Linked DNA regions of Homo sapiens: all the other regions are linked to region 1. The links are chromatin loops, found by intact Hi-C in ENCODE. Cell type or tissue: A673. All regions are shown on one strand. Region 1 overlaps CYRIA (CYFIP related Rac1 interactor A). Region 2 has its middle 140 kb from the start of CYRIA. Region 3 has its middle 67 kb from the start of LINC01866. Region 4 has its middle 91 kb from the start of CYRIA.

Evidence for each region. Hi-C counts contacts between places; a loop is a spot of excess contacts. Peaks named below come from ENCODE experiments on the same cell type or tissue, not always from the same donor. Only the 100,000 strongest peaks of a DNase experiment are listed, where the experiment ranks them.
Region 2: a loop joins it to region 1, with 7 times the contacts of the local background. A loop is called at or near these places in 16 of 110 quality-filtered maps.
Region 3: a loop joins it to region 1, with 2.4 times the contacts of the local background. A loop is called at or near these places in 6 of 110 quality-filtered maps.
Region 4: it touches region 1 in a loop (5-fold over the local background); 106 of 110 quality-filtered maps call a loop at or near these places.

What each region holds. Positions count from the first base shown.
Region 1 is chr2:16,605,236-16,613,235 of GRCh38, forward strand. The region is part of intron 2 of CYRIA (CYFIP related Rac1 interactor A); the gene reads right to left. Among named protein-coding and RNA genes, the nearest start is that of CYRIA, 57 kb to the right of the region's middle. RefSeq lists enhancers at 3,244-3,745, 3,746-4,245 and a silencer at 3,806-4,225. In A673, CTCF peaks have their summits at 3,492 and 4,005 (motif pointing left); DNase peaks (open chromatin) are centred at 3,536 and 3,976; H3K27ac peaks cover 3,713 bases.
Region 2 is chr2:16,521,796-16,529,795 of GRCh38, forward strand. No RefSeq gene overlaps it. Among named protein-coding and RNA genes, the nearest start is that of CYRIA, 140 kb to the right of the region's middle. In A673, a CTCF peak has its summit at 3,670 (motif pointing right); DNase peaks (open chromatin) are centred at 716 and 3,686; H3K4me3 peaks cover 493 bases; H3K27ac peaks cover 469 bases.
Region 3 is chr2:16,896,169-16,904,168 of GRCh38, forward strand. No RefSeq gene overlaps it. Among named protein-coding and RNA genes, the nearest start is that of LINC01866, 67 kb to the right of the region's middle. In A673, CTCF peaks have their summits at 4,439 (motif pointing left) and 4,639; a DNase peak (open chromatin) is centred at 4,403.
Region 4 is chr2:16,752,797-16,760,796 of GRCh38, forward strand. No RefSeq gene overlaps it. Among named protein-coding and RNA genes, the nearest start is that of CYRIA, 91 kb to the left of the region's middle. In A673, a CTCF peak has its summit at 4,580 (motif pointing left); a DNase peak (open chromatin) is centred at 4,565; H3K27ac peaks cover 2,129 bases.

The DNA of each region.
Region 1 (8,000 bases):
ATAGCTAATTTTTCCATAAACATCAATAGTACAGCAGCAAAAAGTACCCAAGAAATGAGGGCAAAATTAGATTCTTTTTTAGGGAATGAAAGTCAATGTGTCCCCCACTTTCAAATGCTAGTGACATGGAAGCAATCAAACTGGGCTCAGCTCCGGCCCAGGCCACCGCTGGGAAGTCACTAGTGAATCTGTCCCCTTTCTCTTGGGAAATCAAGAACATGCTTATGAGGAAACTGCTTGAGACACCTGCTTCTTACCTAGGCAGGTGGACACTCTCAGCCTACCCAGGCCCGTTCTGCCTAATTTCAAATGGAAAGGTACCCCATGCAGGGCAAGGGGCCCCAGAGACCCAAGCACTCATCTTGGAGACACCATTCACTTAGTGTCATGTTGGGCAAGTTGCTCTTCCTCTCTTGGTTGGTTTCAACTCCAGTCTAGAAAGTAAAAGGGAACACCTAGAAGTTATCTCAAATTTGGGCTGTTCTGATAGTGAATTCGCTTAAACAGGCTGTCAGTTTTTTGGATTACAAACCTCCTTTCTTCAGAATTCATTCTCAAGTATTTAAATAAACAACAGCCAAGACCCTCTAACCCTCTGAGAGCAGAGCTGTAGGTGAAGGCTTGTCATGGGCACCGCTGAGCAACTTCTCCTTGCTGAGATACTTGGGACCCATCTCCTTCCTCATCTCTCACCTCTCTGGAAGTTCCTCCTCAAGTTTCTACTTTGTCCATCTGGCCTTTAAGTCTTGGTCTCCATGTTCTTTCTTCAGCCTTTTCTCATTCTCCCTGGTGTGACCCTTCTGACTCCAATTTCCACCCATAGGCAGATGACTCTCAACCTCTGGCTCTATATTAGACTTCTGTCCCCAGCTCCAGGCCCATCAATCCAAGTGAATGTCCCACAAGCATAGCCATTCGGGGAAGGCCATAGAAACCTCACTTTCCACTCTTTCCAAAATCTTCTCCTCTTCCCTCACCCAACAAAAAGCATTATTATCCTCCCAGTGTCATAACCAGAGCCCTGGGCACCACCTGAGATTTCTCTACCTGCTGTACCCCTTGATCCACTCTCCCACCAAACTCTCTCCATGTCTCCCTTAGATCCATTCCTCTTCCCGATGCCCTTCTCTTGGGTGTCCTCCTCCTTTCTCTCTCTCCAGTCTCTCTCTCTCCTCCTCCCACTCTTATATTGGATACTTGAGACCCCTGGGATCATTCACCAGTCTCTGAACATGTTACAGGGAATGTCACATATACAACTAATTCTGGGGAATTAAATCTCTTCCATTCCTGTTGTCTTACAATATAACTAAAAAAAAAAAAAAACAAAATGAAAAAGAGGCCTTCTCCTTTTCCCTGCCCAGCTTTCATTCCACAGGCAACTGTGTCACACATTTGTTCTTGAAGTTTATCTGCCTCCATAGTTCTCTGGCAGGTGGTAAAATACAACCTATCAGGTCAAGGGACCAGGAGGCGAGTCCTGATGAAAATGGTCCTTCTGGGAAGCAAAAGGCCCTGCAGAATTCGATGGCCCCAGGACCTTGGGATGACTCGACATCTAAGAAGGTTTTCAGATGTTGAGTTTTCTTAAACTGGAGCTCATCTGGGTACCAAAGGAGGCTTTGGATGTGACATGTCAAAGCAAAGGAGCAAAGGAAATTTGCTCCCAGGTCAAATTTATTTTGGGAAGTGCAGGGGGATATAAAAAATTATGTTGGTACCGAAACAAAAAAAAATCCAATAAAAGCCATCACATACAAAAAACCTGAAGAATATGAGGCCAAGAGAGATTAGCATGCTCCGTGAAATCTCAAGCATCAAGAATGTCCAAAGTGTTGAAACTTCACTTGAAATCTCAGAGACAGGTGCGGCTCTGCCTTTGTTTCCAGCTTCTGAAAGGAGCAATTGCCCTTGTTTCAACGTACTCATCATTGCAAACAAAACTAACATGTTAAAATAAAAGCCCTGGCTTGGTACCCGAGCAAGCTGTGCAGACGGTCAACCTAAGGCTGGGACAGGAAAGGTGGATGAGGTGAGAGTCTGCAGAGTGGTGGGAGGTGGGCCTGTCAGGCAGGGAGGGGCGGGTGGGGGGTGCTACTTCCTGAGACAGAATCCAGGGAGCAAATAGAATACAGAGTTAGCTGAGTCGACGAAGTTAGCCATGGTTAGCATAAACGCCTGCTAAGCTGGCTGTCAAATAAAGCTGGGTAAATTTTTTACTTGGTATGCAAGGCTATAAGCCTGGCTTAGAGCTCTCTTTCAAGATTCCGCCCCTCTGCTGAAGCTACTCTGATCACTCTGTACATAAGCCACACCAGAATATGACAGTGGAAGGGCTCCTGCCTCCTTGCTTCTGCCTTTTTTCTTTTTTTTAGATGGAGTCTGCTCTGTCATCTAGGCTGGAGTGCAATGGCACTATCTTGGCTCACTGCAACCTCTGCCTCCCAGGTTCCCGGGTTCAAGCGATTCTCCTGCCTTAGCCTCCCAAGCAGGTGGGATTACAGGTGTGTGCCACCACACCTGGCTAATTTTCGTATTTTTAGTAGAGACAGGGTTTCACCATCTTGGTCAGGCTGGTCTTGCACTCTTGGCCTCAAGTAATCCACCTGCCTAGGCCTCCCAAAGTGCTGGGATTACAGGTGTGAGCCAGAGTGCCCGGTCCTTGCCTCTGTTTTCTTGCTCATACTGTTCCTTTTGCCTTGAACGCCTAAAGACGGCCTATCGTTTCTCCCAGTAACCTCCTCCCCAAACCCCAGGCATAAGTAAGCACCTTTGCTGTTGTGGATTCTTGCAGGGGCTATCTCTGACTGGCTGTCAGTGTTTTAGCCATTTCAACCACTCCTCCTCACTCCTCCCCGCCCAACCACCAAGCAGGGTCCCACACATCGCATTATTCATTTATGGCCACTGAGATGGATGGGAAGGACTGGATAAGTAGTCACTACCCAGCAACAACAACAAAGACATCACCCACACAGACTGAGCAGAGAAAACAGTCATTGGTGAGAGAAACGGGTCTGAGAAAAATAAGCATTTCCCCAAATATAAACACTTTTGGGTGATTAGCCCTTTTGTTTTAGGACCAGAGACTACTTTGAAAATCTAATGAAAACTGGCTTTCTCAGAAAAATGCACACATGCAGACTGATACACTTTCAGGAGGTAAAATAAATACACGGAAGCCCAGAAACGAGGGAATCCCTCATCTATTTTAAGATCGCAAATTTCAGTTTATAGATGGCCAAGTGGAATGAGGACGGCGTTTTGTAGTGTGGACCACGGACTAAGCTACTCTAAAAAGGAAAGGGAATCATTTCATGGAAACAGCATGAGCTTTGGAGACGTTGGGAGAGTCATTGGACTCTTTTGAATCTGAGTTTCCCTTGTTAGTAAAATGCAAATCAAAATATTCCCTTTTTAGTATTGTTACTAAGTAAGTAAGATAATGCAGGTAGAAGTTCTTAGTGTAGCATCTGGCATGCAGTAGGTCCTAACAAATAAGTATCTGCGCCCCCTGCCTTGCATTTCAAAAATTGCAACCACAGCGCAAACAAGTCATTGCCCTTTTAGCAATAAATCCTGCACTGTTGCTTTGGAGCTGGAGAAGAAAGCCGACTCAGACCACCACGTCAGTGAAGAGGTGAAGCTGGGTCCTGAACTGCTGCTGCGATGGGATCATTCACATGGCTATTAATCATACAAGAGCCCATTTATGACAAACGCAGGTCACTCCCTTTGCATGACAAGGCACATGGGTCCACAGAGCCCCATTATCCAAAAAAAAACACAGAGCATTGTGGGCGATGCAGGCGAAGGCGAGTGCACACACACAAGCGGACATTGTAAGGCTGTTTGCACAACCCCGCCGTGCTCCTCGCGGATTTCCTGCCAAGGAGACATTTAGATCTCACAGAGGCGGCTGCAGACATTTGCTCATTCAACATGGCTTCAGGCAGTGGCTGCGGAAACCCGGTGCATGGTACCCTCTGCTGGTCATCTCTGGAACTGCGGGCCAGGGATACCGGGGATAAAGCACACAAGGGGGACCCCTGGGGCCCCAGGCTCTTCTCTCCCTCCCTTGTCTAAAGAGTACAGTACAATAGGCATGAGCTTTTTTGTCTGAAAAGTCTGACATTAAATATCAACATCTCAATTGTAACATGGATTAGCCAGAAGACCCTGGGCATGTCATCTCACCCCTCCTCAGACCTCAGCTTCTAGCTGGAGACCACATGTTTCTACCACGGGACCCTTGCACTTGCTAGTCCTTCTGCCTGGAATGTTTTTCCACAATCTGCATAGATTTTCTTTGTATATTCATTCGGGATTTATTTTTCAGTGGAGTTCAACCTAACAGTTTTGTCCAAAATACTATTTTACTCCCACTCCCCAGTAACTCTGCTTTTCTTTTAAGTATATATCATCATTTATTTATGTGCCCTCAACTCCTAGAATAGGGCCTGACACATAGAAGGAATGCCATACATATATGTGGAATAAATAAGGACATCTTCCATGACTCCCCTGTCACTTCTCCTCCTAAAACAAAACGTATGCTTCTTCCTCCATATTACAGGGGAAAAGAGGTTCTCAGATCAACCTGATATTTTATTCACACACTCTTACTGGTCAGAGAATCTACTACTGTGTAGTATCCAGAACGGTTTCCAGGCCTCTGAGTGTGGTCTGCCCAGAAGGACTGCATCTCGCTTCCATCTGGACACTAAACCTCTACTGAGGTAACCCAAGATGGTACTCAGGGATTTTGGCAGACAGAGCATATTGCCAATATGTACTGATTTACAGCCAACAAAAAATGCAATTGAGTACTTACTGCTTACTTAGTAAGATGAATAATAATAATAACTTCCACAGACTGTGCATATATTCTGTGCTAGGCATTGTGCTAAATACATATAGTGTCATCTTTAATGCCAAAAGCAAACTCAAGATTCTGTGCTACTACCATCTCCCTTTTAGAAACGAGAACACTGAAGCAAGTGAGTAACTTGCCTAGGGTAACTCAGTTAATCACCAGCAGAACTGGAATTTAAACACAGCCCATCATACCAGAAAACTCACAGTCTAAGCCACTATGTTATTTTGTCGAATACTCCTGCACTATTATTAGATGTTTTTGGGAAACAGAAAATGGCTTAAGACATGGCCTGTGGCCTCTGGTCAGGGCAAGAGGGCTGTGGAAACTCATAGCAAATTGTGTCTCATTTCTAATTAACTTATTAGCACATGGTTTGGCATTAGGTTGCCTGAATACATTTTTGTGAATTGTTGACATTCTCATTGTATAAAATCCTAGAATGCTGGAACAGGGAGAAGTGTCCCTGATCCAGCCCAGTGGCCCAGTCCTGTTCAGGTACAGATGATAAAGTTGAGACTCAAAAATCCCAAGGCTTCGGCAGCCTATGTGTACTGCCCCATGTAGTTGGAACACATGATAAACTTCTGTAAAGTTCCTAGAAATTACAAGCATAACCAAAATTTCTGTAGAGTTGGCAAAACTGTATAGGCTCTGCTTAGTTACCTAACTACCCACATTTCACTTCCCATTTTATTCAATTCTGCTGATCCTCCCTCTATCCATCACCCCTCATCATCCTTGGCACTTGCCTCAAAAATAGGATTGACTTCTTTTAGTCCCAACATATATATATATATATATATATATATATATATATATATATCCTGTATATCTTGCATATATTTCTATCAAAAATGTAATATTTACACCTATCTGTTGAACTTCTTGAGGACAGGTGTTAATCATCAATCCATCCCCTGTATCTAGCACAGTTCTTAATACAGCATTGAAATCTGGTGACTAGGCCGGGGGCCGTGGCTCACGCCTGTAATCCCAGCACTTTGGGAGGCTGAGGCGGGCAGATCACAAGGTTAAGAGATCAAGACCATCCTTCACAACATGGTGAAACCCTGTCTCTACTAAAAATACAAAAAAAAAAAAATAGCTGGGTGTGGTGGCATGTGCCTGTAGTCCCAGCTACTTGGGAGGCTGAGGCAGGAGAATTGCCTGAACCCAGGAGGTGGAGGTTGCAGTGAGCCGAGATTGCACCACTGCACTCCAGCCTGGTGACAGAGAGAGACGCCATCTCAAAAAATAAATAAATAAATCTGGTAACCAGTCAAAGAAATAAATACATGAGCATTGCTCTTTTTAGAGAATAGGGCTAAATAAAACATGGCTCTTGCAGTAAGGACCAGTAAGGATGAGAATCTGCATTCAAAGACAACTATAATGGGGAGGAAGACTCTAGTGAGGACTGTGATCTGGGTAAAGGCAAAGTGTTTGGGGAAAGGAGTCTAAAAGAGGAGGTGCCTCATCTGGACTAGAATAGTCTGGGAGGGTTTCCTGCAGAAAGGGGCTGTAGCTCGAGGTGGAGGAGAGGGAGAAACTCCCAGTGAACATCCCACTGCCAAGACGCCTGTGAGGTGTGAAGAAAGGAGCCCAACGTCCTTCACTTTGGGATCTGCTGAGATCACACGTACTGGGCGGAGGGGCGGAGGTGGGGGGGTGGTGGTGGAGGTTGGACATGAGGGGTCTCTGGAGTGGCAGCTGTCACAGGGTTGGCTTTAAGATCTGTGAAAGCCAAGCCATTGCCAGCTCCCAGTCTTCTGGTTATGTTGAAGTAGTGGGACCAGATTTCCTGGGTGGCTCTTAAGCCTGCTCTGAAAGTAGTTTCCTGCCAGGCCACGATGCCTGTCCCAGTCCTGCAGGGGGGACTCCTTGCCCTCTGCACCTTGTGCCACAGCCCCCTGTGTCCTCTCTCCCACCACATTTCCACATTCCTGGTCACTCCTGCTTACCTGCCTGTCTCTCCTCCTAGGAGGTGAAGACCCCCTGGATGGGAACTGGAACTTACTTGTGATTGAATCCACAGCAAGCCACCCAGGGAATGTGTGTGGCTGAATGCATGAAAGAATGAGTGAAGAATGATAGTGTGAAGGCCACAATCAGAATCCAAGTTCTTCCAGCCTGAGGTCCTTCCAGGCAACTACTTAGAAAGAAAGAGGGAAGGAAAGGAGGGCATGTGGATGGGAGGGGGGAAAAGGGTGAGAGGATAGGAAGAAGGAAGGAAGGAAGGAAATAAGGAAGAAAGAGAAAAGGAGGAAAAAAGAGGGTGGGATGAAGGGAGGGGAGGAATAAAAATGGTTCCACCATGGTGACACTCATTTTAATAAAGATATAGCTAAAGATCTCATGCTATGCTTGAAAGTTAAAAGAAAGATAATTTGAGTCAACAAGAAAAGTGAAATATGTCCTCAATGATGCACAAATTAACTTCTAAAAAAGACAGCAGGATTTGAGAAGAGCCTGCCACCCACTGCTAGGATGTGATGGCCAGAGACTTACTTTCATGATGACAAGCCTGCAGAACCATCTCTGCTCTGGCCTCTGAAGCAGCCAATCAGCTGCAGGAGGCTGAGCTGCGTGAGAAGTCCAACTTCAAGGATAGATGCTGCAAAATAGCAATGTCTCCCCACCAAGCGGAGGTGGATGCTCATTTTATGGAACTTCTTGATATGGTCTGACTCTGTCCCCACCCAAAATCTCATCTGGAATTGTAGGTCCCATAATCCCGACATGTCGTGGGAGGGACCTGGTGGGAGGTAATTGAATCATGGTGGCACTTCCCCCCCATACTGTTCTCATGGTAGTGAATGTGTCTCATGAGATCTGATGGTTTTATAAATGGGAGTTCCCCCGCACAAGCTTTCTTGCCTGCTACCGTGTAAGATGTGACTTTGCTCCTCATTCGTCTTCCTCCTTGACTGTGAGGCCTCCACAGCCATGTGGAACTGTGAGTCAATTAAACCTCTTTCCTTTGTAAATTACCCAGTCTTGGGTATGTCTTTCTAGCAGCGTGAGAATGAACTAGTACACTCCTTTAAGTCAAAATTCCAGCTGAAGGAATTTCGAAGAATGCTGAAGGCTGGGAGACTTCCATGCATTTTCAGGAGTGCAT
Region 2 (8,000 bases), 83 kb before region 1:
CAGATACCACTCCTGTATGAAGCCTTCCTTGACCTGCCAGTCTAAAGGTGTCTTGTTTTTCTTTAAATCCCTTTAAGACTTCTGTTTGTAAAAGCATTGAGGTTAGAGGAGAAGTTTTATATAAAACAGGTTTGGCCTTGAAATTTGATTAAGCCACTAAATAACCAGGTACTCTTGAGTTAACATCTCAAGCCTCAGTTTTTAATTCTGTGAAAGGGAGAATGATCATACCACCTACTTTGTTGTAAAGATCAGAGCTAACGTATGCAAAGCAGTTCCACCATACACACGGTAGGTGCTTGATAGAGTAGGAATTGCTGTTATTATTTATGCCAGTATCCTGTACTGTCTGTGAGTTTGTTGGGTGTTGGCTGAGGCTCCTGCTCTCATCCATTTTACAGGGTGGCTGCCCAGGGCCTGCCTCTGGTGGGTGCTGGGGACAGCTGCATTTCCTGTGCTGGGGGAGAGCAAGGATCTGATCTGGGGCTGCTGAGGGCACAGAGCGGTCACAGAGAACAGCAGGCCCAAAACCCATATTATCAAAGGCCCGAGGCCCTGCAAGGACTGGCATGTTTCGTTCAAACAAAAGGAAGGGTTTCCTTGAAAATCCCACTCTTGCCTCCCCCACATTTCCCTCTTGGCTGCTTCTGTGGCCACACATGTTTCCGATGAATCCACATTCAAATGAATTTCGGCCGACAAATAACTCGATACAGCTCTTTGGTGGGAGAGAATTCCATCAGGATGAGGTCATGGTTTGGCTACAGTAAAATTAAAAATAACCTAGAGCCCCCCACTGCCCAGCCTGGCATCAGCCCAGGACAGTGCATTTGGGAACCATTATCGGGTTTATCGGGGTAACGTATCACAGAAAACCTGCTTCTGTTTATAGACCATTTTATTATTCCGTTTTGACATTTCCCTTTTTTCTTCAACCCCTTTCCCCCTTAAGCAAATATCTATTAGACTGAGTTGAAATGTGATCCAACCAAACATACTCTTTTTCAACTTCAGGCTAAAGCAGGTCTGACTAGAAGCAGAAATGCTTAAGTGAAAAGTTATGATTTACTTTCTTTCTAAAGGGAAACAGTGTCAGAAGGAGAATTTTATATGACAAGAGAACTTATGGCACACAGAGCAGGGGCTGACAGCTGACACAGACCTTTCCTGGGAAAGTGCTAGTGCTTAGAGAGCTGGGCCTCGTCTCTTAGTGTCCCTGTGACAAACTAGGAAAAGCATATCACCACAACCAGAATTAGTTTGAAAATGATCATGTCTCCAGAGTGGATTGTAGGTGTTTGGATGGTTAGAATGGAAAGAGAATGTAGAGATCATGTCCATTCTCACTCCCATTGTCTTACTGTTGGGTAAACTAAGGCCCACACGGCTGCAGTGACTTGCCCAAGGACACTGCCGGGGCTTGAGTGTTGGAGGACTTGAGCCTTAGAGTGTTGAAGATGGGAGTTTGAGAACTAGCTCTGCCATGAGCTGTGACACAGTGGCCATTATCTTGTTGCGCCTTGAGTACATTATCCCTAAAATGGGATAATTGCTCTCCTGCCTGTATTATGTGATTATTGAAGAACTGAGTGAAGAAACAGCTATTCTAGCAAATATTTACTGAGCGCTTATTTTCCAAATGTTCTAATCCTTCACGCAACCCAAACGCTTCTCACAGCAGTCCTGCCGATTAGGTACAATAATGATTTCATTCTCAAGATGAGGGACATTCATGAGGGATATAATTTACAAGAGCAAACTGTGAGTCGGAAGATAATAGAGGCTTGATTTGAACCTAAGTGTTTGATTCTAGAGCCTGTGCTCTTAACCATGGCATGATTCTGTCTCTGTGACCAATTAAATCAGAACCCAGTTGCAAAGGTGAAAGGTGAGATCCAGGCTGAGCCAGAGCAGAGACCCTGTTCATCTCACTCCTGTTTCCAGGTCCTTCTCCAGGACCGTGAATTGCCCTGACTTCTACAAGGGAGGCCGTTGGCTGCTTTCCTGTGCTTTCTTTCTGGCCTGGGCAACAGATTAAACTATGAAAGAGAAAGACGGTTTGAATTCTCCTTGAATGCATCAAAGTCCAGACCTGAAAGGAATGTTGCTGGTGAGGGTTGGGGGCACAAGAGGCAGGCCCTCCTCTGAAGGTTGACACACGTAACGACATTTCACGCACCACTGGGAGGTTGTGAGGTCCCCGCTGCTGAATCAGGCTTCTGCTCTTGCACTTGCTCCCCTCCTGTCTTCCTCCTTTCCCTCCACTTTTGATTGTTCCCAGGCATGGCTACCTCCAGGCTGGTCCCTACACCGGACCCTGGGTTACCGCCCCACCTTCCTCATTATCTCCACATTCTTCTCCCTTTAGCTGCATACTCCAGCTCCACTGCTTTGTGGGTGTGTTTGTGCGTGTGTGTGTGTGTGTGTGTGTGTGTGTGATTGTTGTTGATGTTGTGTTCTGATTCCTTCTTGAATGCACCAAGCTCTTGCCTCCCTTGGGACTGTTGCTTCTGCCCAGAACTCCCCATCTTTGCCCAGCTAACAACTCACTCTTCAGGTCTTGGTTCTAATGTCCTTCCTTAGTCACAATTAATTACTCATTACTTCTCTCATAGAATTATTTCCTTTTGTTTGTGCCTTTCTTACATTCTGCGCTAGCATATGTATTTATTTCGTTATCTATCTCTTCGTCTAGACCGGCAATCAACAAACTATTAGTGCAATAAACTGCTTAGTCGAGACCAAATTGTCATTAGTTAAGAATAGTTTTTACATCTTAAATAGTTATATTTCAAATATCTATATAAGCATCTATGTCATATCCTCAGTTTTGCTTCTTTGCTTCATAAGCCCTAAAATACTAATATTCATGTTTATCTTTTTTTTTTTTTAAACAGAGTCTCACTCTGTTGCCCAGACTGGAGTGCAGTGGTGCAATCTCGGCTCACTGCAGCCTCCGCCTCCCAAGTTCAAGCGATTTTCCTGTTCAGCCTCCCCAGTAGCTGGGATTACAGATGAATGCCACCACACCTGGCTAATTTTTGTATTTTTTGTTAAAGACGGAGTTTCACCACGTCTCAAACTCCTGGCTTGTCTCAAACTCCTAACCTCAGGTGATCCGCCCGCCTATTTGACGATAAAGTTTGCTGATCCTGCCCTAGACTGTAAGCTCCAGGAGAGCAGAGACCGCGTCTCTTTCATCTACTCTGCATCTCAATACCTGACTTGGTGCCTGGCTTGAAGTGGGTGTTTAATATTTGTCTACGGAAAATCAATGTATTCTCTATTCCTTCTAGTCCCCCCAATGAAAGGCAGCGAGTTCAGTAGGAAAAATTCATGTTACATCCAAAAATCTCATTTGAACTCTAACTGTGTTTACCAGGTGTGGGACTCTGAATTAGTAAACACCTTTGACCCTCAATTTCCCCATCCTTTAAATGAAGTTAATAATTGGAGGAATTAAATAAGGTAATAAAAAATGTACAGGCGATATGACAAAACGTAGAACGTTCGTTACTATCATAATAATTAATGCTGTTGTGCAAATAGCAATTTACTGTTTTATAGTTTCGCATCCACCTTTCATTGCTTGCTCTGTGATAATGGAGAGGGACCCTGTAAACGTGTCCGCCTTGCCACTTTGTGCAATATTTAGCTCCTTCAGTAGAGGGCGCTGCAGGAACATGTCAGGAGGGGGCCTTCTCTTCCGGATTCTGGATTCTGGTATACACTTGGAGCGTGGCATTTGGGGGACAGCCACTGGTGCGCAGCCCCATCAAGTTTTGGTGGCATCCCTGTGGACCATATTCTATTAATCTTCAGTGGTACCCCTGTGGCAGATCCCCAGTGATTCTTATGGGCACTCAGGGCTAACTCCCCAGCCTTGCCTGCACTGTGACGGGTTTCCAGCTTACCAGTCATAGTGTGTGTAACTAACTGCCTGCCAGCTTTGGCCCACATGCACCCCAGAGGTGCATTTCTTGCTTTCCAGTTCGTTCTGTGAGTCTCTGGCCACCTGTGTCAGCCTACCTGTATCTGAGGCGGGTATTTTTTTTTTCTGCCGTGTTCAGCCATGGTTCCCTGATCATCAGCCTCAGTCCAGTATCTGTGGACTAGCTCCAACGTGGGGTGACTTAGGGAAATTCCTGGCCATCCAGCAGAGTGCAAACCCCACCTTCCCAATGAAGGGAGTCCAACCTTGGGGAAGAGACCCTTCCTTCCATGTTTGCTTCTTTTTTAAATGTTCTCCATCAATCTTAAGGAATCCTTTCAAGTATTTTTTACTCCTTTACAGGTTAACTGCAACTGTTATAGCTAAAAATCCCTTATGTGAAACTTTCTCTGTTCGAATAACTCTATGGTTTCTATTTCCTGACTGGACCCTGACTGATACAGAATTGCTGTTAGTAGTTGTCTAAGAAGATAGACACAAAGATGGGATTTGGCGATTGGTTTGTTTTATTTTTAACCTTGAGTGTAGTGCTATGCTTTTTATTTTTGCAATAGGAAGTGAGATGGTAATCCATGGCATGTAATGGTATCATGATTGATAGAGCTGTCACCTGTGGCTGAATGTGATGAAATGCCCACTGAGGACATGCCTTGGGAGCTCTAGTGGCTACTGCACTTGATTGCTGTGGCAGTCACAAGGACTCTAGAGACTGTGGTGTGGGATGGATTCTTCTAAATGAGTTCAAGCAACCACAGAAAGAAAATGACAAGTTCTGGTCCTTTGACTCTCAGCTCAAGTCACAGATTGGGAATCAAGGAGCTTTCAAGGTAGCCCTAAAATATGCTCTTACTTCTTGTAGCCAAAGGGCTGATATTGCTAAAATCTGACACAAAATTTGTTGTGCTAGTTGCTGAATTATAATGACAGTTGGATTCAGAGTCTTTACAAGTTTCTCATGTAAAAGGACACTTATTGGGAAAGGTTAGGATACTAAAACTTGAAATGAGAACATCTCGTTCTCGTTGGACCCCGATGAAACCAGTAACACTGAACTTCCAAATTTCTCTGAGTTTCCCTTGACATTGAGATTAGTTGGCCTTGGAGTGTCTTAGTAGACTAGCCTTCCTTTCCTTGATAAACCTTATTATAAACTTACCCAGTGTTGCTGGGTAATCAATCTCTTCAAAACCCACCACAACTACACTTTGTTGCCATTAGACTCATAGCTGGAGCCATATCTCTCTATGTCCATGTAGGAATAGCTTACACAAAAAAGGATTGAAATTGTGCAAATAAATGTTGGCAGAAACCAGAGGGAAAAGAAGTGGATTTTATGGGTGTTAGATTAAGGAGGATAGAATATAAGAATAGACAGGGTCAAGTTTTTTATTACTAGATATTCCAGATAACATGTTTGCTCATGCATCCAGAGGGGGCTTTAAAAGCTTACTTGGTTGGTTGACTGAAACTTGGTCTCAATAGTGGCCTATATTAGGGGTTGATAAACTTCAGTCTGTGGGCCAGCTCCCTGATTTCATAAATAAAGTTTTATTGAAACATGGACACAGAGATACTTCATCATTTGAGTATTGTCTATGGCTGTTTTCATGCTGCAACAAGAGTTGAGTAATTGTGACAGAGATCACGTGGCCTTTAAGCCTGAGAGATTTACTATGTGACTCTTCAGAAAAAGTTTGCTGACTCCTGGGCTACATTTAAGGGGATAAAATTACATAGTTTCCCTGTATTGTTGGGGAGATATTGTGACTGAACTTATTACGTGTAACCTGCACACCATTTCCCAACTATGTTCCATGAGGAGGCTGGGAGTATAATTCCTTCACTAAGACATTGACAAATGCATTACTAAGGGAAGCACATTTATCCTTGAAAAATGGTGGTTCCTGTCATTTACAGATCAGTCATGAACAGAGGGGATGCCACCATTACGATGTGTTTCTTTATTTGAATGAAGACGCAAGACTGTTGTAGAAAAAGAGGCCAAATGACTGCACTTACCTGCTAAGGACAAAGTGGGAGCCTCTATCATGAAGGGCACCAGGGAAGTATCAGGGCTTGGATTGATTTGGGCCACAGAGATCTTTCATATGACAAAGATCTAGTAGGACATGAACTATTGCTAAATGTGTAAGAGGAAATATCCTATTATGTCTGATTGAAAAGAGAGAGAGAGAGAAAACTTGACTTTCATCACCAAAGTGGGCATTCTAGGACTCTTTCCAGAGTTAAGTCAAATCATAGCCCCAGAAACTATGGATTGAAATGAGATCAGGTCTCCTTGAGAAAAGACTCTGAACCATTTCTTCGAGTACATACCATAAATATTCCTCCAAGTATTTCTGAAAGGGAATGTGGCCATTTACAGGAGTGAATGTGCATTTGTGAAGTAGAAATACTCAGACATTTTGCAATTATTAGGTGTTTGTTCTGAATTGATGTTAATTCCTGGGGACCCTAATAGACACTGTGTCCCACCAGTCAAAAAGGGCACTTATGATGGACAGGTGATAGGTAGGGTCTTAGCTTAACTCTAACTCTTAGTGGGCATAATTGGTCCAGGATCCACCCTGTGGTTATTTCCCTTTCTTGAATATACAGTTGGAATAGATATGTTTGGCAACTGGCAGAATCTTCACATTGACTCTCTAACCCAAGGAATGAGGATGATAATGGTAGAGAGGGCTAAGTAGAAGTCCCCGGAACTTCTCTTGCTACCAAGATAGTAAACTAGAAGCGCTACTGCATAATTGCAAAGATTAATGACAACATTAAAGACTTGAAAGAAGAAAAGTGGTGTCACCTACTACATATTCATTTAACTCAACAATTTGGCTTCTGTTGAAATCAAATAGGTCTTAGAGAATAACTGGATCATGTAAACTTAATCAGATGTTAACTGCAATTTTAGCTGCTATCCCAAATGTAGCATCATTATTAGAGCAAATCAATGCAGCTTTTGGCACTTGGTATAACGTTATTGATATGGATAATTCATTTATCTACATCTCAATTTGCAAGGACCATGACAGTAAATTGGTTTTTATCTAGCATGGCTAACAGTATGCCATCACAGTCTTGCCTTTACACTATGTTGATTATTCTGTCCAGAGTCATTTGACATTCCACGAAGTATCACACATGTCCCCTATACTGATGACTTTGTATTGATTAGGTCTTATGGGCGGAAACTGACAAGTATTTTTAGTGCCTTAGTAAGACATGTAAACTAGCGGATAGAGACAAACCCCATAAAAATTCATGGGCCCCCCATCTTAGACTCAGTAAAGTTTCTTTAACTGTTATGAAGCATCAGGAAATATCCCCTCCAGGGTAAAAAGAGAAGTCGATGGACCTCATACTACCTAGGATGACAAAAGAGGTGCAAAATTTAAAAGGGCATTTTGGATTTTGGAGGCAGCACATATCACATTTGAGTGTGCCATATTGACCTATTGTCAGAGTCACCTGTAAGACCACCACATTTGAGAGTAAGAAAACAGTAGAAAATTCATTGGCAAGTTCAGTCTGCAGTAAGAGTTACACTACCACTTGTTCTTTATGATTCAACAGATCCATGGATATTTGAAATGGCCTTGAAAAATATGGGAACTGTATGGAGCATCTGGAAAGCATCTGTGGAAGAATTACAGCAAAAACTTCTACAATTCAAGTACAAATCTTTACCTTCTTCTGCATGCAATTATTGTTCTTTCGAGAAATAGCTTCTGGCTTGCTACTGGGTTTCTTTCTACTTGGTAGAATCTGAATACCTAGCCATGACTATTAGGCAACTGTGAGACTTGAGCTTCCCATATTCAACTAAGTATTGTCTGACATATCACCTTTATCAGCGATAAAGGTGGTCTTGCACAACAGCAATCTAACAACAAATAGCAAACTGTATTTCATACAGAAAGCTTGTACAAGTCTAGAAGGTACAAGTAGGTTGCATGGCCAGGTGGCTCAGACTTTTTCAGAATAGACTCCTGTTGTATCACCTTCTGTCTTTCAATCCATGGCTATGGCC
Region 3 (8,000 bases), 290 kb after region 1:
TCAAGAAACCAACCCACACCTGCACAGGAATTTGATTTGTAACAGAGTTTAGTTGCGGAAATTAAAAAAATATTGGGGAAGCACAGGTAATTCAATAAATACAAGTTTTGGAACATCAGCATTATCAAAGTCTACTGTAAATTGTCCCTTCTTTGAATCTTTAAAATAAGTCATTCTGTATCTCACAAATTAATAGTTGGTTGTGTTTTTCACCCATGTCTCTATCATCATTCTAGGAGTTTATTTTCTAATAAACTGGGATGTGTATAGTAAATATATGTTCAAGTGGATACGGCATCTGAAAGGGCTTTAAAGTCAGAATATGTGCTCAATTTTTGGTCCTGTTTCTCACAATTTCCCCGGGCCATGAGTTTCTTATTTCAAAAATGGGAACAGAAATATTTGCCTTCTGTATCGATAGATGTGAAGTAAAAATGATCAAATGAATGTGAAAATATTCTATAAATATGAAACTCTACATGTGTTAATTCTTTGTTGCTATATTATTTTCAAAGCCTAGGATATAATAGATGCGAAGCATGATGCAGATAGCCAACAGGACTGGCTTCATGGGCATTTGACCTGTGTGGTCAACCGAGTGCGCATGTGAGCAGAGGAGTTACAAGCAATATGCACATCCCCTGTTCCTTGCCAGCCATTTCTATGTAGTGTTCACAGTGTCTCATGGATATAGTACTCCAGGGACCCAGGATGCATGGGAGACTCAGAGAACTACGAGGGAGATTTGTTATGTATAAGACAGTGATAAAGATGGAAAGGGTAAGATTTCACATTCCACAGTTCCTTTTTCTTTCAGTCCTTTCTTACTCATCTGAAGGTAGAGAGTGTTGGTAGAATGTGTGCGTATCACAAAGTGAAATATAAACTGTTGAGTTGCTTTTGCACAGCATTTCCACTGTTCTAGTAAGAACAAAATACATATGTATGTACAAGCTGTGAAATACAAACTGTAACTTTGGTGATTCTACATATGAGTTAAGCGCTCCTATATTTGCATTTTAAACTGGCATTGCATAAAATAAGGATAAAGGTAAAATTCACTCTAAGAATTTATTTTTTGAAATTTTTTTAACCTAGAATGCCATTAAATACCAAATATAAAGTCCGGTGGCAAGTCAAGAGACTGTGGAAGAAAGGAAAATACTTTACATTTAAATGTCTTTAAAGGACTTCTTTCCTTCATTTTCAAAAGAGACTGCAATTTCATTTTGCACTGGGTCCCACAAATTATATGAGCAATGCAATGACTGATCAAATTGCTCTGTGAAACACACACTGGCCGAAGTACGCATATATAGTCCCTCCAACCACTAATATCAAATTAAACAAGTAAAATGAAAGACTGATCCCTTGTTTTGAAAACCACAGACTTTCCTAATAAGAGTAAGATTCTAAAACCTTCCTAGTAATGGCTTCAACTCACCTTAATAATTTAAATTAAATACTAGTCAACATTTGCAGTGGCATTGCTTAAAGAACTAAAATAACCAATTTGCTTCTCTTAGGCCCAATTTTAAAAATGCTCCAAGGAGTTTTTGGAGCATGGGCCAATGGAAGCTTCCTCAAGACCAGAGCTTCCATCCTATTTTTTCTTTTCTTTTTTATTTATTTATTTTTGAGACAGAGTCTTGTTCTGTCGCCCAGGCTGGAGTACAGTAGCATGACCTCAGCTCACCACAACCTCCGCTTCCTGGATTCAAGCAATTCTCCTGCCTCAGCCTCCTGAGTAGCTGGGATTACAGGTGTGTGCCACTATGCCCAGCTACTTTTTGTATTTTTTTTTTCTTTTAGCAGAGATGGGTTTTTGCCATGTTGGCCAGGCTGGTATTGAACTCCTGATGCCAGGTGATCCGCCTGCTCCGGCCTCCCAAAGTGCTGTGATTGCAGGCATGAGCCACTGCACCCAGCCTTCCTCCCCATTTTCTAAGCAATTTGCACACAAGAAACAAGGGAGCAGAGATTTATTCATAAGCTTCATCTCGACTTTAGGCCTGTGTGCTAAGAAGACAATTAGACAATTTCTGAGCTACATCCTCAGAAACAGGAGAAAAGGACAGGAAATCTATCAGGAAGATATTAAGCAAGAAATTCCAGAACAATGGTGATAAGAATTTGGTAGGGATTCTTGAATCTCTGCATATTCCATCAGTTTATTTTATTTTTAAATTATTTTTAGTTTTTTTTTTTTTTTTTTTTTTTTGTAGAAATGGTTGAGGGGTGGGGGGTCTCGCTTTGTTGCCCAGGTTGGTCTTGCACTCCTGGGCTCAAGCAATCCTCCCCCATCAGCCTCCCAAAGTGCTAGGATTACAGGTGCATTTCCTTCCTTCCTTCCTTTCTCTTTCTTTTATTATTATTTTTTAAAATATTTTGTTTATTCTCTCTTCAATCATTACCAGTCAAGTCACCACAATGAGAGTTAAGGGTGTGCTTGCCATAAGGAATAATAACTCCCAGACTTGGGAGGGGAGAAACTTCACCAGAGAGTGGGCATGGCAGCTGCGGTAGATGAGAGAGGCAGTGTGGGTCAGGCCATCCCTGAACTGAAGGCAATGAGTCTACTCCTCTGGGGCCAGAGACTGGTCTTTCTAGCCCTGCAATCCATGTCCGCAAGTCTCATTGCCTGGCATGGAGAAGATGGGAAGGAAATGTGAGTGAATACTCCTGCAGCTTCCCCTGCACCAATCCTCTACATGATTCTGACTCTGCTCCTAACAAGGATAAGCAGATGGAGGCTGGGAACACACTTCCTTAGGAGTTTAATTTATTCCTAATAACCATGCTGCATCGTTCTTGAACAAAAATCAATTTCCTTTCTGTTTATGTCAAAACTCTCATACTCTCCTCAGTGTCTTAAAATCACTGGTGCAGAAATTTCACATCAAGATCTCATTTTGTGTCAAGAAACCCAATTGCATAAAAGCACTTCTGCTCTTGCAACATGAATTTTTATGAATTTTCTGGGATGTAAAATTCTTCACATTAAAGATCTATCATAACTAAGAGCAAAGTTTAGGCTAATGACTTAGACACTCTTATTAGGCTAAAAAGATGTAAGTATTTAAGTGAAAATAAGTAGATTTTATATGTATTTTTCAAAATGTAAATCTTATTTCAAAACCTGTTGTGACTAAAGTAGACATAACTTTGGTTGAAAAATTAGCCTATTATTGGTTTGATAGAAATAATAAAAATAACACTGAAGTAGAAGTAAATAGTAATATAACTCATTTAAACCCTAAGAAATTGGGATAGAAAGATCTACTCTGAGTTTTATCTGAGGGATCATTAACCAGTTCATTGCAGTAGGAGAGAGAAAAGAGGGAGGATCTGGGGTTGGTACCTAAAATTGCCCCCGACCATTGGTGCTAGAGGGATGCCAGTCCAGTACAGCTTGGGGCAGTAACTGCTTACCTCATCTGGATGGAATATGTCTCCAGATGATGCTGGTGATTGTCAAGGGAAGTAGACATATTCTGAGGTCACATGCAGAAATGAGAGAACCATTTCTCTAGCAGTGAAATTGGGGTATGTGACAAGGTCATACCTTGATCTGTCTGTAGACAGCAGCACTCCAGGCTCTGAGTTAGCATTTTTAACTCTAGAGATTAAATCCCTGGCTTGGGAACAGGTTTGCAAGAAAAGCACAGGCTGCAGTATAAACTAGACTAAAATGAGGCAGGTCATCCAGAAAAACATGTGGGTCCAATAAAACAAGATTGTTGCTGCTCATCAGACCTGGCACAAAGTGCGTCTTGAATAAGGTCACAGCCCACTCACCAAGTGTGTAACCAAAGTCAAGGACAGAGTAGACAGTATACATTTGGTGTTAGGTTGTATATTTATTTAATTGTGAGGCTGACATCGATAAGTTATTTGGTTTGAAAATGGTTTGGAGGCTGGAAAAAGCTTGAGAAGGAGAGCCTCATGACTAGGAGCCAAGTGGAACCTGCCCTGGGCAGGAACCTGCTGCAATAGTCCTGGTTTAGAGATAGTTATGAGGCTTTGACTTTGTGAGTAACATAATACTAAACTCATCAGCCCAACTGTATTATTCAGGTATATTTTGTCATGAGGAAGAAAATATCTCTCAAGATAAGAGGGCCCTGGATGACTGGTTGTTTCAGTTCGGTTAATTCCACCCCCTAATGGAAAGGAGTGGATTCTGGCTTGAGGAACATGTGTGCAAACAAAGGTGGGTGTCTCATTTGAGGTATCTATGAATGGTTTTAGTTACTCTCCAATCTTAAAATGCCAGGCTGTATTAGTGACAGTTCTTTAGAGGGACAGAACTAATGGAATACATACATACCAGTCAAGTCACCACATATAAAGGAAAGTTTTTTGAGTATTAACTCACAGGATCATAAGGTCCCACAATACGCCACCTGCAGGCTGAGATCATAAGGTCCCACAATACGCCACCTGCAGGCTGAGGAGTAAGGACAGCCAGTCTGAATTCCAAAACTGAAGAATTTGGAGACTTTTAGTTTACCTATAGGCTGCTTGTGTTAACCAGCTCCATTAGACCCTCTACCTTGTCACAAGGACAGAGGGCTTTCTGTATCCTGGATTCTTGCCTTGGTGTACTGGAAGAATTGGATCACACGTGGGCTTGGAGAGTGAGTGCAAAGGCAGGCAGAAAGTGGCTATCTAGGTTTTTAATAATAGAAACAGGGAGGCCCAGGAAAGAGAGAGGAGATACAGGTATTCCCGGGGTGCACCTATTAACTGCTAAAGATACGGCAAGAACAGTTATCTCTTTTCTAAAAGTTTATCTGCTCCCATACAAGGTTTAATTTCTATCACCAGGGTGAAACGGCTCAGAGTACAATGTTGTTAGTATATTTTACTTCTTGTCTCTCTAATCTTTGGCACTAAATTCTTTCCTTGTATAACACACGTGTTTAACCCATGCATACTTAATCTTATAAAACTTGTTTTTCCTCTCACGCCTAGAAACCACCAAACTCCAAATGGTCAGGCAACCAGAGCCTTGGCTGATGGCTCCCCTTTGCTAGGAACCCTTAGAGAGACCTCTGGGAGGAATCTGACTGCTGTTTTTCCCCCCAAAACAATGCCCCCTGTCAGCAGAAAGCAGCTAATACTGGTCATCTTCCATATTCTGATGGCAGTTAGATGTACCTCTTCAGAGGGGCAGAATGATATGGGAGTGCTGGGAAGGGAAGAGCATGTCCCATTAAATGATACAGAAGAGGAGGAAGGGAGGTGCTGGGTAGAGGAGGGCGTGGTCCCTGGTTATGGTTCCCTCCCCACTGACGTAGATGAGGACAGGTGCTCCTGCTTTCTCGCCCAAATGTTGCATTTTCCAAGACCACCCGGGCCCACCATGCCCCCCATCCTGGGCCTATAAAAACCTGAGACCCTAGTGGGCAGACAAACAGGCAGCCAGACTTTGAGAGGAGTATATCAGTGGAAGAAGACATAAGTGGCTGGTCGTCCAGAGGATGTTGAGAGGAGCATGCTGGAAAAAGAGCACACTGATAGGCACTGGGACCCCAGCAGGCCACTGACTGGCAGGATGAGGTGGAGTTTGACCGGGCCAGTTGGAGGGGAGCCAGGAATGCTGAGTAGCCCAACTTCATGGGAAAACCATCTCCTTTCTGACTCCCCCATCGGCTGAGAGCTACTTCCACTCAATAAAACTTTGCACTCATTCTCCAAGCCCATGTGTGGTCCAATTCTTCCAGTACACCAAGGTAAGAATCCATGATACACTAAGCACTCTGTCCTTGTGACAAGGTAGAGGGTCTAATGGAGCTGGTTAACACTAGAAGCCTATAGGTAAACTAAAAGAGCACGCTGTTGCACAGGCCTATTGGGGCTTCAGGAGCTGTAAACATTCACCCTTAGACACTGCCATGGGGTTGGAGCCCCACAGCCTGCCTGTCTGTATGCTCCCCTAGATGTTTGAGCATTGGGGCACCAAAGAAGCAAGTCATACCCCCATCACATGCTCTGTGAAGGGGACAAGGAAACCCTTCCTATTTCAATACATTCAGATGCCACCAAAGCTCAGTAACAAGCCAAGAGCTGTCTCTCAAAAGAAGAACGGTTATCTGCAGAAGATGGCAGGGACTTGTTCCAAAATCCTACAGGCCTCTGCTATGATTCACCTACGGGGGCCTGCCAAAGGCCCCAAACAGCATCACTATCTGCCACTGAATTATAAAAACAGAGAATCACAGCCCCTCAATCAATTTCCAGACTTAAGCAAGTTAAAAGCCCAGAACCCTTTGAATGAAGGGAATACCAGGTCCCCTTGAGGAAGGACCCCACTACATTACTGACAATTTATGCAGTGAATCTTTAAGCACCATTAAATCTGCTGGGTCTTATAGTCCAAGTGGCAGAGCAGCTTGCACAGCAGCCTGGACCTATTGCAGAGCCTTATCCTGTTCTGGTCCCCACTCAAAACTGGCAGCCTTTTGGGTCACTCAATAAATGGGCTGGAGTAATATATTCAAATAAGGAATGTGTTGCCTCCAAAATCCAAATATGCTCGCTGGGTGTTGTACCTCTTTCTTGGTTATAGGAGGGGCCAGATGCAGAAACTTATCCTTTATCTTAGAAGGACTACCTCAATAGTCCCCACACCACCCAACCCATAGAAATTTTACTGAAGGAGAAGGTCCCTGAATTTTAGTTATATTTATTTCCCATCCTCTTGCACACAAATATCTTACCAAGAAGTCCAGTGTGTTTGCTACTTCTTGCTCACTGGACCTAATCAGCATAATGTCATCAATGTAATCGACCAGTGTGATATCTTGCAGAAGCAAAAAGCGATCAAGGTCTCTCCTAATAAGATTATAACACAAAGCCACAAAGTTGATATACCCCTGAGGTTAGAAAGTAAAGGTATATTGCTGGCCTTGACAGCTGAAGGCAAATTGCTTCTGGTGGGCCTTATGGACAGGAATGGAGAAAAAGGCATTTACCAAGTCAATAGCTACATACCCGGTACTAGATATGTTAATTTGCCAAGCAATGAAACCACATTTAGTATAGCAGCCGCAACTGAAGTCACCACTTGGTTAACCTTACGATAATCCACTGTTGTTTTCCAAGATCCATCTGTCTTCTGCAGAGGCCAAATGGGAAAGTTCAATGGGGATGTGGTGGGAATCACCACCCCTGCATCTTTCAAGTCCTTGATGGTGGCACTAATCTCCTCAATCCCTGCAGGGGATTTACTATTTTTCTAGGTAGAGGCAGTTCTAATGGCTTCCATTTGGCCTCTCCCACCATAATTGCCCTCACCCTACCAGTCAGAGGGCCAATGTGGTGGTTCTGCCAGTTGCTAAATATGTCTCTGCCAATTATGCATTCTGGCACTGGGAAAATGACCACAGGATAAGTCTGGGGACCCACTGTAAGTTGGACCTGAGCTAAAACTCCATTAATTACCTGACCTCCATAAGCTCCTACTTTAACTGGAGGACCACAATGATGTTTTGGGTCCCCTGGAATCAGCATCAGCTCAGAGCCAGAGTCCAGTAGACCCTGAAATGTTTGATCATATCTCTTTTCCCAATGCACAGTAACCCTGGTAAAAGGCCGGAGGGTCTCCTTGGGAAAGATGGGAGAAAGATACACTGCATAAATTGTCAGTAATGTAGTGGGGTCCTTCCTCAAGGGGACCTGGTCTTCCCTTCATTCAAGGGGTTCTGGGCTTTTAACTTGCTTAAGTCTGGAAATTGATTGAGGGGCTGTGATTCTCTGTTTTTATAATTCAAATTATTCTTTTGTCCATTTGATCTAGAAGTTTTCTGCTTATATAAATTAAGTAGGAATGCAGTAGGCTTCCTACCAATTTCACTTCTGGGAACACCGTCACTAGTTAGCCAATGCCAGAGCTCTACATGAGCCAGACTACTCTGATTGCCACTTTGCCTCTGCTGTCCATTTCAGTAGCTATGCCCACCTTGCCTTTTATGGTTGAGTGCCACCACTTGGCC
Region 4 (8,000 bases), 150 kb after region 1:
ACAGTGGGCCATCTTTTAATCCATATTTCAATTAATCAAGCACATAAACTATCAGAACCTTTTTTAACTCCCTGAGATGTAACATTAAATGCAGAGTCCCTTCTTAATGGGCCCAAATTAATAAATTCAGCCTGATCCAACTCTATATTCCTTCCACCATTATCCCACACCCTTAATATCCATTCCCATGTCTGTTCTCCTGATTTCTACTTATATAAATTAGAAAACTCAAGCAATTCTTTTCAAGTGTAGTGCACTTCCTCATGGGTCACACTCTCAACCTCACCTCAAAGGGCCTACCAGGACTTTAGTCTAGCTATAGATCTAGAAGCAAACAGGGGTGGTGGGGGTGGCTCCTGAGGAGAGTCAACATTATCTTACCTGGCAACTGCCTCAGGGGAGGCCATCACTGTTGCCTCAGGCAGCACAGGCTTTATCTCCTCAGACAAAGGTGGAAAGATTGATGGGTAGGGGAGGGGATGTTGCCACTACTGGGGATGGGGAAGCTGTTCCTTCCGGCAAAAAGGGTTCATCAGAGTTTACAAACTCAGTGTCCCCAGCTTCATCAGGGTCCTCCCACACATCCCCATTCCAACTTTCAGGGTCCTATTATTTTCCAGTCAATGCCCTCACTTTAACAGTAGACACCTGGGGAGGTGGAACATGCACCTTTTGTTGCAGGTCAGCCACTCACATGATTAGAGCTTGTGTCTGTTTTCCCACAATTTCAGCTTTTTCTCTATAGGAGATAAGACTCTCAGTCAGAGCAATCTTTGCAGATTTGAGGCTCAGTATTTGCTTCTGAAGCCGGGAGACAGAATCCCTGAGTTCCTCATTTTCTTTCATCACTTTGTCCGCTGAACTTAGGAGCAACCAACCAGCTTCATTTTGTTCCTTGGTTCTCCACATATGGTCAAATGTATTATGTACAGAGTCACTAAACTCCTTGTCTCTCATGAGCGATGAATCAGGAGTGTCAAATGCATTTATTTTGCATAACTCTCTAAACAGTTCAAGCCAAGGACTATCAGTGTTCTCCATACTATTAGAAGTAGAGTCCTTACCATTTTGGGATCTAATCATATTAAGTAGCCAACTCCAGAAACCCCAAAACCAATGAAAGAACTCTATCCTTAATATTCTGTTCCTCTAGAACTACTCCTGGTACAAAATCTGTATTAGTCAGGGTTCTCTAGAGGGATAGGACTAATCTAATGGAATATATATATATAAGTTGATTAAGTATTAACTCACACGATCACAAGGTCCCACAAAAGGCCATCATCTGCAGGTTGAAGAGCAAGGAGAGCCAGTATGAGTTCCAAAACTGAAGAACTTGGAGTCTGATGTTCAAGGGCAGGAAACAGCCAGCACAAGAGAAAGATGTAGGCTGGGAAGCTAGGTCAGTCTCTCTTTTCATATATTTCTGCCTTCTCGTATTCCATCCATGCTGGCAGTTGATTAGATTGTGCCCACCCAGATTAAGGGTGGGTCTGCCTTTCCCAGCCCACTGACTCAAATGTTAATATCCTTTGGCAACACCCTCACAGATACACCCAGGACCAATACTTTGTGTCCTTCAATCCAATCAAGTTGACACTCAGTATTAACCACTGCAAATGGTGCTCCCCATAAAAGATGTACATCTGAACCTGCACATGAGACTTTATTTAGAAAAAAGGTCATTGCCATTGTGATTATGTTAAAGATCTCAAGATGAGATCATCCTGGATTAGGGTGGGCCCTAAATCCAGTGCCAAGTGTTCTTACAAACAAGAGGAGAGAAGGCCATACGCAGATGGAGGCAGAGCTCCTTTCTGGTAAGACTGAGTGTTGGTGCTAAACTTGTTAGTATGACAGTGAAGGTCCTCCAGGATCCTGACTCTGCCTAAAATTTCAGGTGTGATTGCCACCTCACCTCCTCTTTCATCCTCATGCCCTGAGTGAAGAATCCCACAGTTTTCAGACAGTAGACTCTTCCCCATGTCCCTGTCATTGCACCTACTGTTTCCTCTGACTGCTGTGTCTTGCCTGGAGTCCCCCCTCATCCTTCAAAGTGGGGCCTGCAGGGCATCGCTTCTGTGGTGCACCTGCTGTCTGTCTGCACACTTTCCCTCCTGGGCTGTGGATGCTTTGAGGGCAGGGGCTGATTGTTTTCTAGTTTGAATCTTCTGTCCTCACCCCAACAACCTTACTGAACCTACTGGTAAAAATACTCTCAATGGAATCAGAGAATCCTACTGTAGCTGGAAGGAACTTCAAGACCATCCTGTTAACCCCCTTCATTTATAGTGGTGGAGAGTGGGAATAAAAGTCCTGAGGCTAAGATAATTTAAGTCACTGGTTGTCATTTGCATCGCTGGTTGGCAATATTTTTGGGACTATCAGCCAATAGTCTTCACTTCCAGGTCATCACAGGGATCCTCACAGGGTTCAAACTAGCTCCTTAATCAGGCCTTTCAAAGAATATAATCTCCTGTTCCTGTCATGTCATTTTGGGGAAATTTTCTCAGTAGCATTTTGTCCACAGACACCCCTGGGATCCTACATCCTACCAAGAACAGAGCCCTGTGTTCAGGGCCAGGCTCAGCCCTTTGTCCCTTCCTGAGCTGTGGACATGGCCACACGTGATGGAGCTGCAGAGAGAGGTGGGCATTGCAATCCTGTTCTTAGATAGGAACTGCCTTCTCTCCCGGGAGAACTCTGCTAGTTGGAGGAGCCGCTGTGGCCTATGCAATGGTCTTGTAAAGAGTTCAGGGCCCAGATGGATCCAGCAGATGCAGAGTGATGGGACTTGGAAGGAGCCCTTCTTAAGTGTCCAGCGGCTGGCTTGTCTCCCTGAGTCCGAGCTGTGTCTTTGGTTAGAGTGAGTGTGGGTGGGGAGAGGGGGCGATCTACACCGCTTGGAGAATTGATGCAAACAGTAAGTAAAAACAACTGTGAAGGGAAACTGGTCCCACGACCCACACTGCTTCATAATCACATTTTTTTCGGCCTTTTGATTCTGGCTTCATCTCATCTGTTTGTTTTGGATGCTTCGTTGAAGCCAGCTACTCCTGAGAAATAGGAAATGACACTATGCAAACAGCTGAAGATGGGACAATCCCGAGTCATATTAAACATGGGATTTTCAAACAATTTCAACAGAAAAAAATCAGTGAACAAAGAAATAGGAAGACAAGATCTTCAAATATCCTCCACTGTTAGCCAGTGAAAATACAAACTGATTTACACATAAATTACATCTTGAGGATGTCTCTCCTGTGGATTTACGAAAAAAATAATTGTCACCACCAATGGGGCTTATTTTTCCTCTGTTGATATTGTTGCCAGGCGGTGATCCTCATTTGCTGCCTCCTTTCTATCCTGTGGCCACGGCCCTAAGTCAGGCTGCATCGACTTCCGGCAAAGCTCCTACCTGTGAGTCTGGCTCTGGTCTGATCCCATGCAGCCTCCCAACCCATCTCTGCATCAGGGTGCAGCCATGCCACTCTCCTAAGCTGTTTGATCCCTTCCTTCTCCAGCTGAAAGCCCCATGATGACCAGATAACTATCATTGCTCTGGGATAATGCAGAGCTACGGACCACTCCATACACCGGGTCTATGTGCTTCCTACCTCCCCGGCTCCTCCCTGCCTCTGTGGTATCTAACTCTTCTTTTAAAATCTAAGTCCCAGCTACCCCAATACATGTTCAGCCCTCCAAACCCCGACTCTCTCATGGCCATGCCTTTTTCCCACTGCCCTCCTACATGGATAGAGCCCTCATCCTCCTAGTGTCCTCCTGCAATGCTTGGCTCACGTGTCAGTTGTTATATGAGTCTTCCTGACCGGCCCGAGTCTCTGTGGGAATTAGGTTGAGCCACTCCAGCCTCGGTGGACCCTCCTTAGACTGTCCTGTCACCTGTAGAGCCCTGTCACCCCTTTTTATGGACCTGTCTACCTGCTGGTCAGAGAATTCCAGAAGGCGGCATCAGCTCTGCCTGAGGCACAGGACACCTGGCACAGATGAAGGGTTAAGTGGATATTTGTTGAATTTGTCAGAGAGCGAGAACAAATCTCAAGTGCGATGGTCCCTGCTCATTCCTCTCTCCAGCCCCTGCCTGCATGTGCCTCTTGTAGAGACAGCTGCAGGGCCCGCAGGCCAGAGCCCCTGGGTCAGAGCAACAACTGCCTTGTGTTTTCTCCAAAAATGAAGATTGCAAAATCCTCGTGGCCTCGAGTTCACAGCTGTGGAAAGAAACTTCACGAGGTGACGGTGGGGTCAAGGGGCCCGGGTGGGGACGTGGGGACCACAGGGCAGGAATGAGCACCCACGGAGAAATGCAGTCCCGACCCCTTCCACCCCTTCAGGTCTGGCTGTATAAACTCGGAGAGGAGGCTGCTCTTCTCAGCTTTTCCCACGTTTCAGTTTTCTCTACATCTGGTTATGTAGCAATGCCTTCTCATCCCCTGAGAGCTAGCACCCCAACATATTTACTGAACATCGGTCTGGGTTATTTGCGTGTCATCAAGCTCCAAGGGCATTCAAATGACCTTCTGGAGGATGCACAGTGCCTTGGGGAACGGCGCCACCTGGTGGTCACTCGGAGTTAATAACCACATTCTAGGGCGAGGAAGCCTAGAGCATACTGGAGGGACCAGGTGGAGGCTCAGATTAAACAATTCCTGCTGCCGCTGACACATCTGTTCCATGGTGACAGAGCTGAGTGTGTGTCCCTGGCTAGAGGCAGTGATTGGACAAGGATGGTCAAAATGTATCCTTCTGGAATCTGAGCGCTGAAGGGTGGTTTAGAGACCAATACAATCCCAACCATTCATTTCTCAGATGGGCAAACTGCAGTCCAGAGGGGACAGAGGTTACCTAAGGTCTTTCAATAAATTAGTTGAAGAGATGGGGCAATAACACAGGTTTCTGGGCTCCTTGTCTGATACTCCTCCATTCTAGCACTTCAGAGCACCTCACGGTGATGTCCGTCCTTTATTTTATTTTATTTTTTAATTTGAATTGCTGCTTTAGACGAAAAAGAAGGCCAACCCCCCGCTGCCATAAACATCTTCTTTCTCTTTCCTAAATTCATATCACTTGGTCCCGACACCAGTCTTCCTTCCTCCAGGAAGTTTTCCCTGAGCAGTTGGAAATCCTCCTTCGGAAGCTCCCAGGCAATCTACCCGATACTGATAGAGGGACCGAAGTTGACTCTGGGATATGGTGTGCACAGACACAGCCTTGCCCCCAGCAGCTTACAGTCTAGTGGGGAGAGACAAGTGACAAACACACAGACAGACAGATAGATGCAGAAATGATGGATGGATAATTTCAGGTACTAACGAGGGCTTTGAAGATGATAAATAGGGCACTGTGATAAAGAATGGCTTGGAACGGAGCTATGTCAGCTAGAGGGAACGGGAGGCTGGTCTGAAGAGGGCTTAGCTGTGGAGGACAGGCAGAAGGTGGTTATTATGAGGGGAGAGCACTCCAAACAAGAAGAACAGTAAGTGCAAAGGACCCAAGACTGGAATGAGGTTGGCAGGTCCAAGACACAGAGAAGGCTGGAGAGATAGCCGGCTAGCGGACAAGACAGAAGTCGAAGATGATGGGATCAGAAAAGACAGGGAAGGCTGGATCTGGAAGGACTAGTTGGGTTTGTATGCTGCTTGCAATGGGAGGTCATCAGTAGGCGTAGGCGGAGAGTGGCATGATCTTATGTATACCTTAAGTGGTTCGCATGTGCACTAATGCTTAGGAACTCCTGATGTAATCCCTCGGCTCCTGCAGAAAGTCTTTTCTCACCCACCAAGTTAAGGAAGGTGTCCTTCATCCGACTCCTTGAGTTAACATCTTCATGCCTCCATCGCTGGGCCTACCACCTTGCTTTCGAATCAACTGTTTATATGTCTTTTTACTTCACTGGAAAGTAAGTCCAATATTCAGAGACACAGCAGTACAAAGTCAAGATCCAGAACAGACTGTTGAGATGCAAAAACTCGCTCTACCACTTCGTAGCAGTGTGGCTTTGGACAACTTATTCATTCAGCGTGTCTTTGCTTCACTTTCTTTATCCGAAAAATGGGGCTAACAGTATCTCCTGCATTGGACCGTTATTACAGTTAAATAATATATGAAAAAAATCTCATAAAAATGGCAGGCACTATGTAATTATAAATAATAGATATCATTTCTGGGTGTTTTCTCAGGCCTCCCATTAATAAGGTTGGTCCCAGAGTCTGTCAGGGCCTCTGGCTGTGGTGTGCATTGCTCATTGAATGGGGATATGGGACTACACAGGGAAGATTATTCCGGGATACAGTTTCTGGCCTTGGAAGAAAGAGTTGGCCTGCCAACAAATGTAAGAGGCAGGGATTGTTCTTAGCTTCATTTTATAGGCAAGCTCAGAAAGGGTAGTTTGCAAAGTGACCCAGGTATTAAGTATTAAATCCAGGATGCAAATATAGGTCTGTTTCACTCAACATCCAAGGTTGTTCTTTCTAGTTTTGTTTGTTTTAATTTGATTTTAACCCCACAGCACCATGCATGGGTAACAGCTGGCCTTAGAGCAAATGTATTGCCCTAAACGATCATACTGGTGTCCGAAATCCTGCCATCAGCCATCTGCCTTGTCCATATGAGGCCCAGCTTTCTGGTAGGGGACTAGGCTCTTGGGTGCAAAGGTGTGAGTTTTAAGCTCTAGGTGACAACACGATAAATATGGAACTACAATGTCTTTCTCAGACCCTGACCCCAAAATGGAGGTAACGATCCCCATTACCTTCCAAAGGGCTAAGCCCACAGAAGCTATTAATGGTGTTCAAGCAGATTCTGGTGGCTACTCTCAGATCAGAAGAGGACCTGGGTACGCTAGCCTTTAAATTTTGAATGTGATGAGGATAAACAGCAATAAAATGAAAGTGGCATTTGAAAAAGAAATATTTTCAGAAACAGATTGAAGACTGAAATTTGCATTGTAGTTGTGTCTATCAAGCTTTCCCTTATCGTGTTTAAATTAGAACTTGCTTATACTTTTTGAATTTATAATTTGCCCTCTTTCAAAATTGCAAGGATACAAACATAGGCAGGCTTGTGCTGGGAAGTAGCAGGGCCTGGTGGTCAAGAAGAGCACAGGACCCGGAGCTTAGAGGACTGGCTTTGATCCCCAGACTTCCATTCATAGATCTGGGACCTATATGAGTTCTTCAACTCTCTTTGCCCAATTCCTCTTTGTAAGATGAGAGTGACAGTGGTACCTGCCTCCTGGTGACTGGCACTGCTTAGAAGAACACTTGGCCCATAATTTTGTTAGCGGTTATTGTTACTGTTGCTATTATTGCTCTAAAAAGTAATTTGAAGGCTGGGCGTGGTGGCTCATGCCTGTAATCCCAGGACTTTGGGAGGCCTAGGTGGGCGGATCACGAGGTCAGGAGTTCGAGACCAGCCTGGCCAACATAGTGAAACTCCGTCTCTACTAAAAACACAAAAACTAGCAGGGCGTGGTGGCGCGCACCTGTAATCCCAGCTACTGTGGAGGCTGAGGCAGGAGAATCGCTTGAAACCAGGAGGCAGAGATTGCTATGAGCCCAGATCACGCAACTGCACTCCAGCCTGGGTGACACAGCGAGACTTTGTCTCAAAAAGACAAACAAACAAACAAACAAAACAAACAACAAACAAAAACGTGATTTGAAATCTTACTAAGAAAGAAAAGAACATTACACCAGGGCTAGTGACAAAAGAATTCTTGAAATAAAGTTCCACATTTGGTTTTATGTAAAAACAGAACCCACATGTAAAACCAAGCAAAGCAAAGGAGAAGTACAGTACTTTACAAGGTTGTTATGATAAAGCACAATCTAGTTCGCTGGAAGAGTTGACTGCTGTCACAACAAAGTGACCTTGAAATTCCAGAAGTAAAGCGTCTGCCTTCAGCTGTCCTTGCCCATGTTGCTTCTGATTTTTCATTATTTGGGTTGGTGTCTTTCCCTTCAAAATCCAGCACAAGGCTG